Regions from separate parts of the Mus musculus genome. Here region 2 is linked to region 1. The links are chromatin loops, found by intact Hi-C in ENCODE. Cell type or tissue: left cerebral cortex. All regions are shown on one strand. Each heading gives the region's core, and the rest is flanking DNA. Links, peaks and the distances in the headings are about the cores only.

Region 1 (5,377 bases), core at 1-5,000:
AAAACTGACAACTGGGTGTGGGGCCTTTAATCCCCGAACACAGAGGAAGGTGGACCACGTGAGTCTGAGGGCAGCCAGAGCTGCACTGTAATGAGAGGAGACAGTCTCAAATAAAATTTAGAAAATAAGGAAGCATGACTGTGTGTGAGTATATTCCCAGCTGCTTGGGACACTAGAGCAAGACTGCCAGTTTAAAGACAGAATAAGCAACATAGCAAGAACCTAGCTCCAAAGAAAGAAAGGAAGGAAGTTAGTTAGTTATGCATAACTCGGTGGTAGCATACTTATCTAGCATGTACTAAAACCTAGGTTCAAACACTGCAAACACAAACACACACACACACACACACACACACACACATACCTTTAAGCCTGCTGTGGTGGTACACACTTGAAATTCCAGAATAATGGACATGAGAAGCAGAATTAGTTTAAGGCCAGCCTCACTCCAAAGGGACTACATGAGACCCTGTTTGAAAAAAGTAAAATCTCTTCCCTTTATATGCATTTTTAAAAAGATTTATTTATTTTATGCATCTGAGTACATTGTCTCTGTCTACCAGAAGAGGGCATTAAATCCCATTACTGATGGTTGTGAGGCACCATGTAGTTGCTGCGATTTGAACTCAGGACCTCTGGAAGAGCAAGTCAGTGCTCTTACCCACTGAGCCATCTCTCCAGGCGCTATGCATTTCTTTTAAAAAGATTTTTATCCATCTACCCCGTCTCCAGTTCTGCTCAGGGCCCAACTTCTCTCCCAACTTCTGGTCCTCTTTTTAAATAACTGTCAATAGTTCCTGGTATGATTAGTGCTCACCACCTTTAAAGCCAGGCGTGGAGGCAGATCTGGACCCCCAGCTGAGAGGAGAGGACTACTTGGGCCCACTGAGTTCTACACTAGCCTGGACAAAATTGCCAGGCCTCATCTTGAAAACAAACGCTCACTTTTTAAAGTTGTCCTTTAATGCCTGTCTATACTATTGATCCCTAAAGAACCTACCAATATCTCTTCAGGTAAGGGTCAAAATTTCCTATATGTGCACATTCTATGCAAGAGACCACTAACATATTTAAAATCACATTAGTCAGAATAGATAGGTACAGAAATCTTGCTATTTCTGATTATGATTCAAGGCAAGGTGCTCGGAACCAAGGTGTTTTGTTTTTGAGGCAGGGTCTGCTGGCCTTGAAATGCATATCCTCCTGCCTCCGACTACCTTGTGTTAGGATAATATGTGAATGCCACCAAGTCCATCTCAGAGTATCTCCTTCCAAGAGAGGCTCTCACTATGTAGCACTGACTGGCCTGAAACTCACTATGTAGACCAGGCTAGTCTCAATCTCGGACATCTATCTCTTTCTGACCCCTAGAGTCCTGGGATTAAAGGCAGGTACCCCCCAAATATTCTTTATCTTAAACAAAAAAGGGGAGTTCAGTTTAGACCAATTCAAAACTTTTGGTCCAAGTGTAAACTCTGACAAATTACCCTATTAGAGTACCTGAGACATACAGAACAGGTACACAACTGTCAGCTAAGCAAATATGTTTTGATACCAAAGAAGCTTTTTAACAGTAAAATCATGTCCACAAAACACCCCTATGGGTATGGTGGCACACACCCTTGATCACTCTCGAAGCAGAGGCAAGTGGATCTCTGAGTTCAAGGCCAGCCTGGTCTACAGAGCAAGTTCCAGGATAGCCAGGGCTACAGAGAGAAAGAAATCCTGTTTATTTTGGAGGGTGGGAGTAGGAGGGAGACACTCTTGGATCGTGGGATTGCCTTAGCAGTGCTCTTATAAACCAGGTTCTCAGCTGGTTGCAGACCTATTGCATCAGACTACCCGAGTCACATGCCACTGACAACATCCGGTCTGCCAGGTGATCACTTGGGAGGCAGAGGATTCTAGAGCTTCTTTTAATTTCCTGAATGACGATGGGTCACTTCTACGCTGCCAACGTCTTTTCCAGAAAACTACCACAAATCACAACCATCCTCAGTAATTACAAGCTTTTTCTTGCCTTACAGCACCCCTCCGTCCTATCTGATCTAGCACGGAAAAGCCTGATTCTTAAAGGTATGCCTTCAGGGTTGGAGAAGTGGCCACCCCAAATTTCAGGGTCACTGCATTTAGTCAAGAGTAGCCTCCAAAGTCCCCAGATGGTTCGACTGGGGTGGAGTAATCCTAGGGTGCTGCAGAAGTCACTCAGTCTGAGAGAGCAGCCTTTGATCCCTGCAAAACCCGGAGGACTACGCTGGGTTTGCTAAAGACGAATAAAACACTGAGAATGACCAAAATGTATAGAAAATTAATTCCCAGCCCGCCCCCCAAGTAAAACTCCAGCTCTGGCTTGCTGTAGCTACGCAAGGGCCTGACAGCTCTCCCTGCGCGTGCGTGCGTGCAGCTCCTTCCTAAAGCACTGGCGGCAGTCAGCATAGAGCACGCGCGGGGAGGGACCCAGGCCGCGGGAGCTGCAGGGAGAGGGGGACAAGCCCGGTTCCCAGCTTGTTCTACGGACAAGCCGGTAGAGCCGGCCAGTCGCGGGAGCATCTGACAAAAGCTGTAAGCTGTGACCTCTGAAGCCATGAGGGATTCAAGGGATACTGCGAGCTCCTGGTACTTACATCGTCGCCACTCACTGTCTGCTTTCACCAGCTGGTCCACCAGCCCCGGGTCCTTGAAGCGCTTCTCCTGCGTCTCTCGAATGAGGGCTGGGTCCCCTCCTTTATCCACCCGAAACAAATCCAGGTCCAGCACCATCCTTCTACCTCACCAGTTAACACTAAGAGAGGACTGTAAGCGGCGGGTGGACGATGCACTGCGCCTGCGCGCTGACCTGGTCTCACTGCGCAGGCACCCGGCAGCCCGGGAGGGGGCGGCGCCTAGCTCGCCGGAAGCCGCAGTGTTAGGCAGGGTCCAGAGGGAGTGGTGAGAAGTGAAAAGGGCGTGGTAGCCTTATGCGGGTTGTTTCTCTGCTGAACTCCTTACTGAAAGGCCTTCTGATCGCCCCCCACTGAAATCGTGAATGCCTCAGGTTCCTCTGGTTGAAGGGAGTATCTCGGTGTGGACCGAAGCTGACTTGGAAGACAATGCACTTTGCAGATGCCAGTTTTCCTCTATCTTGATTACAGAGCACACACCCAGTTACCTACCCTCAAGATTCTCGAGCCCTGGGGCTTTTTGTTTTGATACAGGGTCTCACAGTGTAGCTCTGACTAGCAACTATGTAAACCTGGCCAGCCTCAAACAAAATGTTGGGATTAAAGATGTGTGCCATTTCATCCTTTATTTTTCTTTTTATACTAGCCCTACCCCCTTCCTCCCGCAACAAACCTTTGCCAAGCCCCCCTGAGATAAAAGGACAAGGTTAGAGACCCTGATGGACTTAATAAACAGAGACACTGGAGGGAGGCTAGGAGGCAGGATAATCTGAGCTTGTCCCCTCCCGGTCTCCTGCAGCTTTGGCTACAGTTTTGTGTTGAAAACCAGGGGAAGAAGGGTTGGGTGTCAGAAGACAGTCCATGAGATGAGCACACCTCTCTTCTCACATATCCCTCACCCAAATCCAATAGACCTTTGCAAGAAGTTGTAGCTTATATTTACGATTGAAACTATTCTATGTTTATGTAATTTGAGCATTGCCAGGCTATTCTATCAACACGTTCAAGTTATTCTTTTTGTCTGTTTGTTTGTTTTGTTTGTTGAGATAGAATCTATAGGCCTGGCTGTCCTGGAGCTCACTATGTAGACCAGGCTGGCTTCAGACAGAGATGCCTGCCTCTTCCTGGGGAGTCTCTGGTATCAAAGGGGTGTGCCACCAAGCCCAACCTACACACACCTGTTACTCTTAAAGTGAGAAGACCTCATTTGAAATTACCTCTCTTGGCCAGATGTGGTAGTGCATGTCCATGTGCATCCCTTGTGAGTGGGAGCAGCGGGTGCATGAGTTCAGGGCCAGCATGTCTCCAAAAAACCCAAACCTAGTCAGGCTTAGTAGTAGGTGCCTTTTATATCACATCGGAGGTAGAGAGCTCTGTAAAGTCAAGGCCAGCCTGTTCTAAATACCGAACTCCAAGCCAGCCAGAGCTGTGTAGTGAGAATCTGTCTCAAAAACCAAACACACATACAACCAAACCAAAAACCTACTGCTCTCACACAGTAGAAAACATTAACTAACACGGAACCCACAAACCTGCTCTCCCCTTCCTGTGTCTTCTCCTAAAAAGAACACTTTCCTGAGTATCTAGCAATCGGACGGCTGGAAAATGGAAAGCAGCCAAGAGAAGTTATAATAATAAATGTTAAGGATAGAGAGCTGCAGTCTTTGCAGAAAATACTTGAAGACTGTCATCAAAGTGTTGGGGGTCACTGAACCCCTGAGAGGGTAAGATCCGTGTAATCTAAGGTATGAAAACAATGGCAGGTGCTTTGAGAGGTGGGGCCTAAGGAGTGCATCAGTCCTTTATAGTGTAATTCCAGAAATCACTTTGAAATTCTGGCCTCTCAAAAACAAACAAAACAAACTCCAGGGTTTTTTTTTTCTATTAGTTTTATTATTGTTTATAAATACCTCTCTTTGGGCTGGAGAGATGGCTCAGCAGATAAGACCGATGGCTTCTCTTTTAGAGGACCAAGGTTCAATTCCCAGCACCCAGGTGGCAGCTCACAACTCTGTGTTACTCCAGTTCCGGTGGATCTGGCACCCTCAAACAGACGTGCATGCAGACAAACCCCACCAGTGCATATGAAATAAAAATAAATTATTTACTGGGCAGTGATGGCTTACTAATTTAATCCCAGTACTGGGGAGGCAGAGATAGGCAGATCTCTATGAGTTTGAGGCCAACCTGGTCTACAGAGCAAGTTCGAAGTCAGCCAAGGTTACACAGAGAAACCCTGTCTTGAAAAACCAAAAGTTAAGGATCTGGAGAGGTGGCTCAGAGGTTAAGTCTTGCGCGCCAGACTCGACCAGCAAGAACAACGCTGCAACAGGATCCTTCTGCACACGTTTATTGGGAGAGCTTGATTGCAGAGGCTAAGAGACCCGGAGCCCAGAACTGGTGCTGCTTATATAGGCCTAGGAGAGGCGTGTCTCACACCCGAATTGGTTATGCACTAAGCCTCATTTGCATGTTCCTCATCTGATTGGCTACTCTCTCTCTCTGTACCTCACAGAGCCTCATTATTATTCCTCATTTGCATGTCTCACATCTGATTGGTTATACTCTCAAAGCCTCATTATCATGCCCGGGCCAGGCAGTGTCTTTGCAAAAAACTTTACTGCATATGTACACATTGGTTGTTTGTCCAAACTTATGCGTGGTGGCCAGCAGTAGTCAGTGCCACTCTGCAACGGCACATGTGGCTTCCCACAGTT
Region 2 (5,377 bases), core at 115-5,114, 53 kb after region 1:
TAGCCTGTCGCTGGGAGGTAAGTTGGCTGACTAAGCATGTCTTGTTTTCAGTTCTAAAAATGACACTTTCAAAGGGGTCATGTTGCCAGAATGAGGGTTAAGTAAAATCCACAGTATGCATATTCAACAGAGATTTGATGCAGAAAGGATTTTATCTGTGAACCCAATCGCCCTGGCAGTTCACGTGGCGCTTTTACAGCTCCCAAACCACGGCTCGTCTGAGCTTCAGGGCTTCCTAGGAGGCCAACAGGGCAGAGGTTGTTTTCTTCATTGTGGAGTTGGCTGTCCATGGGGTGAAATGGCCTGCTTGTCTTGTCCAAGGTCACACAACCTGTAAGTCACTGAGCCCAAACTCAGACTGGCCAGCAGGAATCCTCTCCCACTTTTGAAAGTCTGACAAAACACAAACTCACATTGAGCCAAGTTTCACAGCCAAGTCTAAAAATTAAATATGACGGTATCAGTGGCCCGTCAGCAGCCAAGCTAGGTTCAATTCTGAGGCCTGAGAATTGGTGTGAAAATAGCTAATCTACTCAAGCAGATCATTTTAATTCACTCTAATTGCGTTTGGCCTTTTGAAGGCCCAGGGGACAAATCTCTCCTTTTTCATTGGCTTTTACTTGGTGTCTCCAGGTGCTATGAGGCTAAGAGATTTTCTGGGAGAATGGTTGCTCTGAGCCTTAGAAAGTTTCCCTCCTAATGAGTGTTAATTTTCTCCATGCCACTTGGGGGAGGGTCACAGCATCTGTGATGGCTAGCTCTGTTGCAGCTGCTGAAAACTGAGCTGTGCTTTAAGATCACATCGTGAAAGACAAGCGTAGGCAGAGTTAGGGCAGAGAAGACCTGGCAGGCTCTCCCAGTTCTGCTCACTCTCCTATGAGCATATCAATTCCCCGAGGATATAAGTGGCTTTTCTCGTCGCTCTGCCCAAATAGCTGACGGAAGGCAACTTAGGGGACGAAGAGTAGATTTTTGGTTTGTGCTCTGGGAAGACGTGGCAGCAGGAACGTGAGCCTGCGTGCTCCCGTTTCAATGGACCAGAAAGCACAGAAAAGGGAATGTCATCCCGTGTCTGGCTTTCTCCTTCCCCTTCTTATTCAGTCAGGGACCCCAGTCCATGTACTGATGCCAGTGTGGACATCCCCCTTAGTTAATTATTCTCTCTAGAAACATCTTCACAGATGTACCACTCAAAGGTGTGCCTCACCAATGTCCTGGGCATTTCTTTTCATTTTAGTTTTTTAAAAAAATGTTATGTATATGAAACTGCAGTCCATGTGGGTCCTGGGGATCAAACCCTGAGGATCAACAAGTGCTCTTAACCACTGAACCATCCCTCCAGCCCCATGTCCTAGGCTTTTCTTAATTCCATCAGTGTGACGCAATTCATCATCAAACAAACAATATTTCAATTACCCAATCAGCTACTTTTGAAAGTGTACAACCAGCATATGCCACAGATTAACATAGACACACACACACATCTATTCAGCACATAATCGCTTCCTCCCTCCATGCAGATGTGTGACACACATCTAAACTCCAGTGTTGGACACAAGGGGATTGATTATTCCCTGTTCCTAGGAAATCAGTGGGAGGGTTTAGAAATGATTTCTAAACCTTTAATTAATCCATGCTCCAGCTATCCCACACCACACAGCCAAGTAGCACTCCTGGGGACTCAAGAAAGGAGAGAGGAAAGCCTTTAGGTTGGAGCTCTGTCTGCTTGATACTGAACTACCTGTTGGCAGCAGTGATCTTCCAGGGTTAGAATTCACTCACACAATGTTTTTAGTCTTTGTTGTTTGGGTATAGCACAAATGGAAAATAAATATCAGCCGGTCGGGATGGTATTGGAATGGCAGTCTGCCCGTCCTGGGACAGAGATGCCTCTCAGTTGGTAAGGGTTCCTGCTCTAGGATTCTGGGTTTGACTCTCAGCACTCACGTGGTAGCTTACACAATGTGTTAACTTCAGTTCCAGACTTCTTTTGGCCTCCATTGGCATCACACACATGTGGTGTTTATTCATACATGCAGGCAAAATACTCATACACATAAAATAATTTTTAAAATGTTAAATAGTTTCTGACAAGGTTTTTAATTTATTATTTTAATAATAATCAATTATTTTAATCAATTAATCAATCAGTCGGTGTGGTGCTAGGGAATGAGCCCAGGAGCTGGAGCATGCTAGGCAAGTGTCCTACCCTAAGCAATGTTCCCAACCCCTGAACAGTTTTACAGAAGAAAGAATTGGGGTTCAGAAAGGTAGAAGTCACTTGCTCCTCATACCACATCGCCAGGAGATGACCAAGCTAGGATTGGACCCAGCCATTGGAATTGGAGTCTATGTGTAAGGCTGCCAGTGTTTGTACCCTTGCACCAATCACACTCACGGGTGTGTCCGGACCCCTACACTGCCTCTCAGGATGCTGGGGACTTGATAAGGAAAGTGTTTCACAGATCTCTCAAACAAGGGCCATAGCAATGTGGAGTGGGAGGGATGGTCACATTCTGTCCCTTTATAGGGAATCACCTCAGCAGTGAACATATGCTGGTGCAGCCTGCCGTGTCCACTACAGCCCTCTGCTCTGGAAACGGTGGCCCTTTTAGGAAGACTTGGCATTAGGTGGACAGCTTGATGGGACTGTCGAGTGAGGTGGGTGGCTTGCCTGCCATGGGACTGCACGTCAGACACTCTCCTAGGATAAGTGAGAGATGAGATGAAGGTCAAGAGTGAGGACATCTGGTCAGTGAGTAGGAGCCTGAAGTGGGTTGTTACTGAGTCAGGGGCGGGACAGAGAGGTGGAGCCGCTGTCCAGAAGCCCTCCTTACTTCTCAGGTCTGCCTGGCCATAGCCCCGCCCACCTGAGCCCACAGAGGTAAAACAATTATACTAAGGGAAAGAGCCGGGTCAGAGAGGGAAGAATGCTGGATGCTTTCACCTCTACGCTGTACCCTAAGTAGTTGGGATCAGAGAGACAGCAGAACTGCATCCGTGGAGGAACGAGATAGAGAAGGAGACAAGGGCTGTGTCATGGAGACAGTTTCACAGACAGGTCTGTGGCGTGCTGATGACAGTGCAGCAGGATGCATGTCTGAAAGCTAGTGAGCGGATCACTTGGAAACGGCTAATTTGGCGTTGTATGAGCGGAGGGTTAGCGCTCCTCTAGACAAGGACAGAAGAGGCCCTTGGGCCTAACAACACGCATACAGTTAGGGTACTGCCACCATAGTTTGTGGCGTCTAACCACTGTTTCTGTGTAGCTTGGTCTTTATATGGGCTCCCCAATAACTGGAGCAGGGGCTGTCCCCAAAGCTGTTGCCTGTCTATGGATCCCATTCCCCTAACTGGGCTGCCTTGTCTGGCCTCAGAGGGAGAATGTGCACCTAGCCCTGCAGAGACTTGATGTGCCAGGGTGCAGGGATACCCAAGGAGGGGGGGGGGCTTCGCCTTCTCGGGGGAGAAGGGGGGATGAGTGGAGGGGCTGTGTGTGTGTGGGGGGGGACAGCCATGGCAATATAAAGTGAATGAATAAACAAATTAATGGGAAAATGGCTAATTTGGGGACTGAAGAAATGAGTTGACAGTTAAGAGCACTGGCTGCTCTTCCACAGGATCTGGGTTTGATCCCCAGCATCCACAGGCAGCTTCCAGCCATCTGTAACTCCAGCTCTAGAGAATCAGACACTGTTCTGTTTCTCTAGGGACTGGGCGTAAAAGTGGTGCATAGACACACATGCTCATAAAACACACACAAATAAAAACGGCTAAGATGGTAACTTTTGCTGTGTGTAAAACTAAAAAAAAATAACCCTACATTTTAGAATAAATTACATTAAGCAACATTTATGTGACACCATGTGTATGCGCATAGAGGTCAGAGGACAATCTTCGGGAGTCAGTTCTCGCCTACCACCCTGTGGGTCCCAGGGATTGAACTCGGGTCCTCAGGTTTGGTTGAAGGCACCTGCACCTACTGAACCATCTCATCAACCCTGTACTGTAAATAAAGGGGTGGGCAGAGATCATGACTTGGTGTGGCAGCACAAACCTGTAATCCCAATACTCCGGAAGTAGAGGGAAAAGATGGCAAATGCAAGACTCGTCTGAGATGAATTTTAAAATCTTTACATTTTAAAAGGATCCTGCCATGAGACATGGAGAATATCCCAGCCTCAGAGTCAGTCTATTAAATGTGCCTTCCAATGGAAATCTGATTACCTGGCAGTCTAGAAGCAAGAGACAGCTCCAATTATTTTAGGAAAAAAATGTATTTTCAACTATCATTCAATCTACTAACTGAACTCAAAAAGACACCAAGCAGGAGCAGTGGTGACTCCCCGAGGTTCATCAGATTGTTATTAAGGCATTTTTAAAGCAGTTTTGTTGCAACTGTGAAAAAGAAGAGAAAGAGGAAAAGAGAAGGAGGAGGAACAAGAGGAGGAAGAGGAGGAGGGGGAGGAGGAGGAAAATTAACTGCTAAAAAATGTTTTGTTTTCAAGCATTCCATTCTTTTACAATTAATTCATTTAAACTCTGGCAATTTTGGTGCCATGGGCCTTGTCAGGTCTTCCACATTCTAGGGAGACACTCTCAGCAGTCAGTATGAGTCTGAAGCCCGTGATCTGAAAGAGTCCCAGTTTTCACAGAGATGATAGCTGAACTGTACGGGGTGCTGATGAGAATAAAGTAGAGAGGAGACAGGTCATAAAATACAAAGAAATGTAACTGCCACCCCACTCCCCTACCTTTTACCACACTCCCTCACTCCATCCACCATTTCCTCAGCAGAGGCCTTGATGCCTTGGACTCTGCCAAAGACAGGAACACCTCCCTAAGGCCACGGTGTCACTAACCAGTGAACAACCCTGCTTCTTTTCTGACTGAGAGAGGTTTGAAAGGTGTGGCAAGCAGGCCTCCAAAGATACTTAGCTTTGCTGCTAGAAATAGAGAGGACAGATGGCTGGCAGAAATGCCTAAGGGACAAGACTAGACGGCCTGGTGGCCGTGGGGCATCCTATGCTCTCCTCCTTCCTGCCAGGGCAATCCTCTGGCGGGACCGCCAAGAGTGCTGTCTACAGATGGCCTGGGCTGGCAGCAGAGTCCAAAGGCAGGCAGGGGGCCTGGTGTGATGACTTAATCAGTAAAGTATTCGCAGGGCAAGAATGAGGACCTGCGGCCAATGTGAGACCAGGAACCCGAGTAAAACCCAGGCACATGTATGAAATTCTCAATGAATCAATAAAAATATTATATAACATTTTTAAAAGCCAGACATCTAATCACAGAACGGGGGAGATGGAAGTCAAGGATCCCTGGGCTTGCCAGGTGCCTCGTCAGCTGGGTCAGGAAGCTCCGGGTTCAGTGAAAG

The links. Hi-C counts contacts between places; a loop is a spot of excess contacts. Peaks named below come from ENCODE experiments on the same cell type or tissue, not always from the same donor. Only the 100,000 strongest peaks of a DNase experiment are listed, where the experiment ranks them.
Region 2: a loop joins it to region 1, with 2.0 times the contacts of the local background. A loop is called at or near these places in 2 of 42 quality-filtered maps.

The regions. Positions count from the first base shown.
Region 1 is chr3:108,442,373-108,447,749 of GRCm38, forward strand. It overlaps Sars (seryl-aminoacyl-tRNA synthetase), which reads right to left and starts at 2,887. Exons shown (of 11, transcript NM_001204979.1): 1 at 2,625-2,887. The coding sequence starts at 2,760. In left cerebral cortex, for the core only: CTCF peaks have their summits at 558 (motif pointing right), 2,872 (motif pointing right), 3,883 and 4,086; DNase peaks (open chromatin) are centred at 1,882, 2,417 and 2,855; H3K4me3 peaks cover 2,266 bases; H3K27ac peaks cover 2,203 bases.
Region 2 is chr3:108,494,977-108,500,353 of GRCm38, forward strand. The region is part of intron 1 of Elapor1 (endosome-lysosome associated apoptosis and autophagy regulator 1); the gene reads right to left. Gm23336 (a small nuclear RNA gene) reads left to right here and starts at 3,142; the gene lies at 3,142-3,264. In left cerebral cortex, for the core only: no CTCF peak of the experiment used is centred there; no DNase peak of the experiment used is centred there.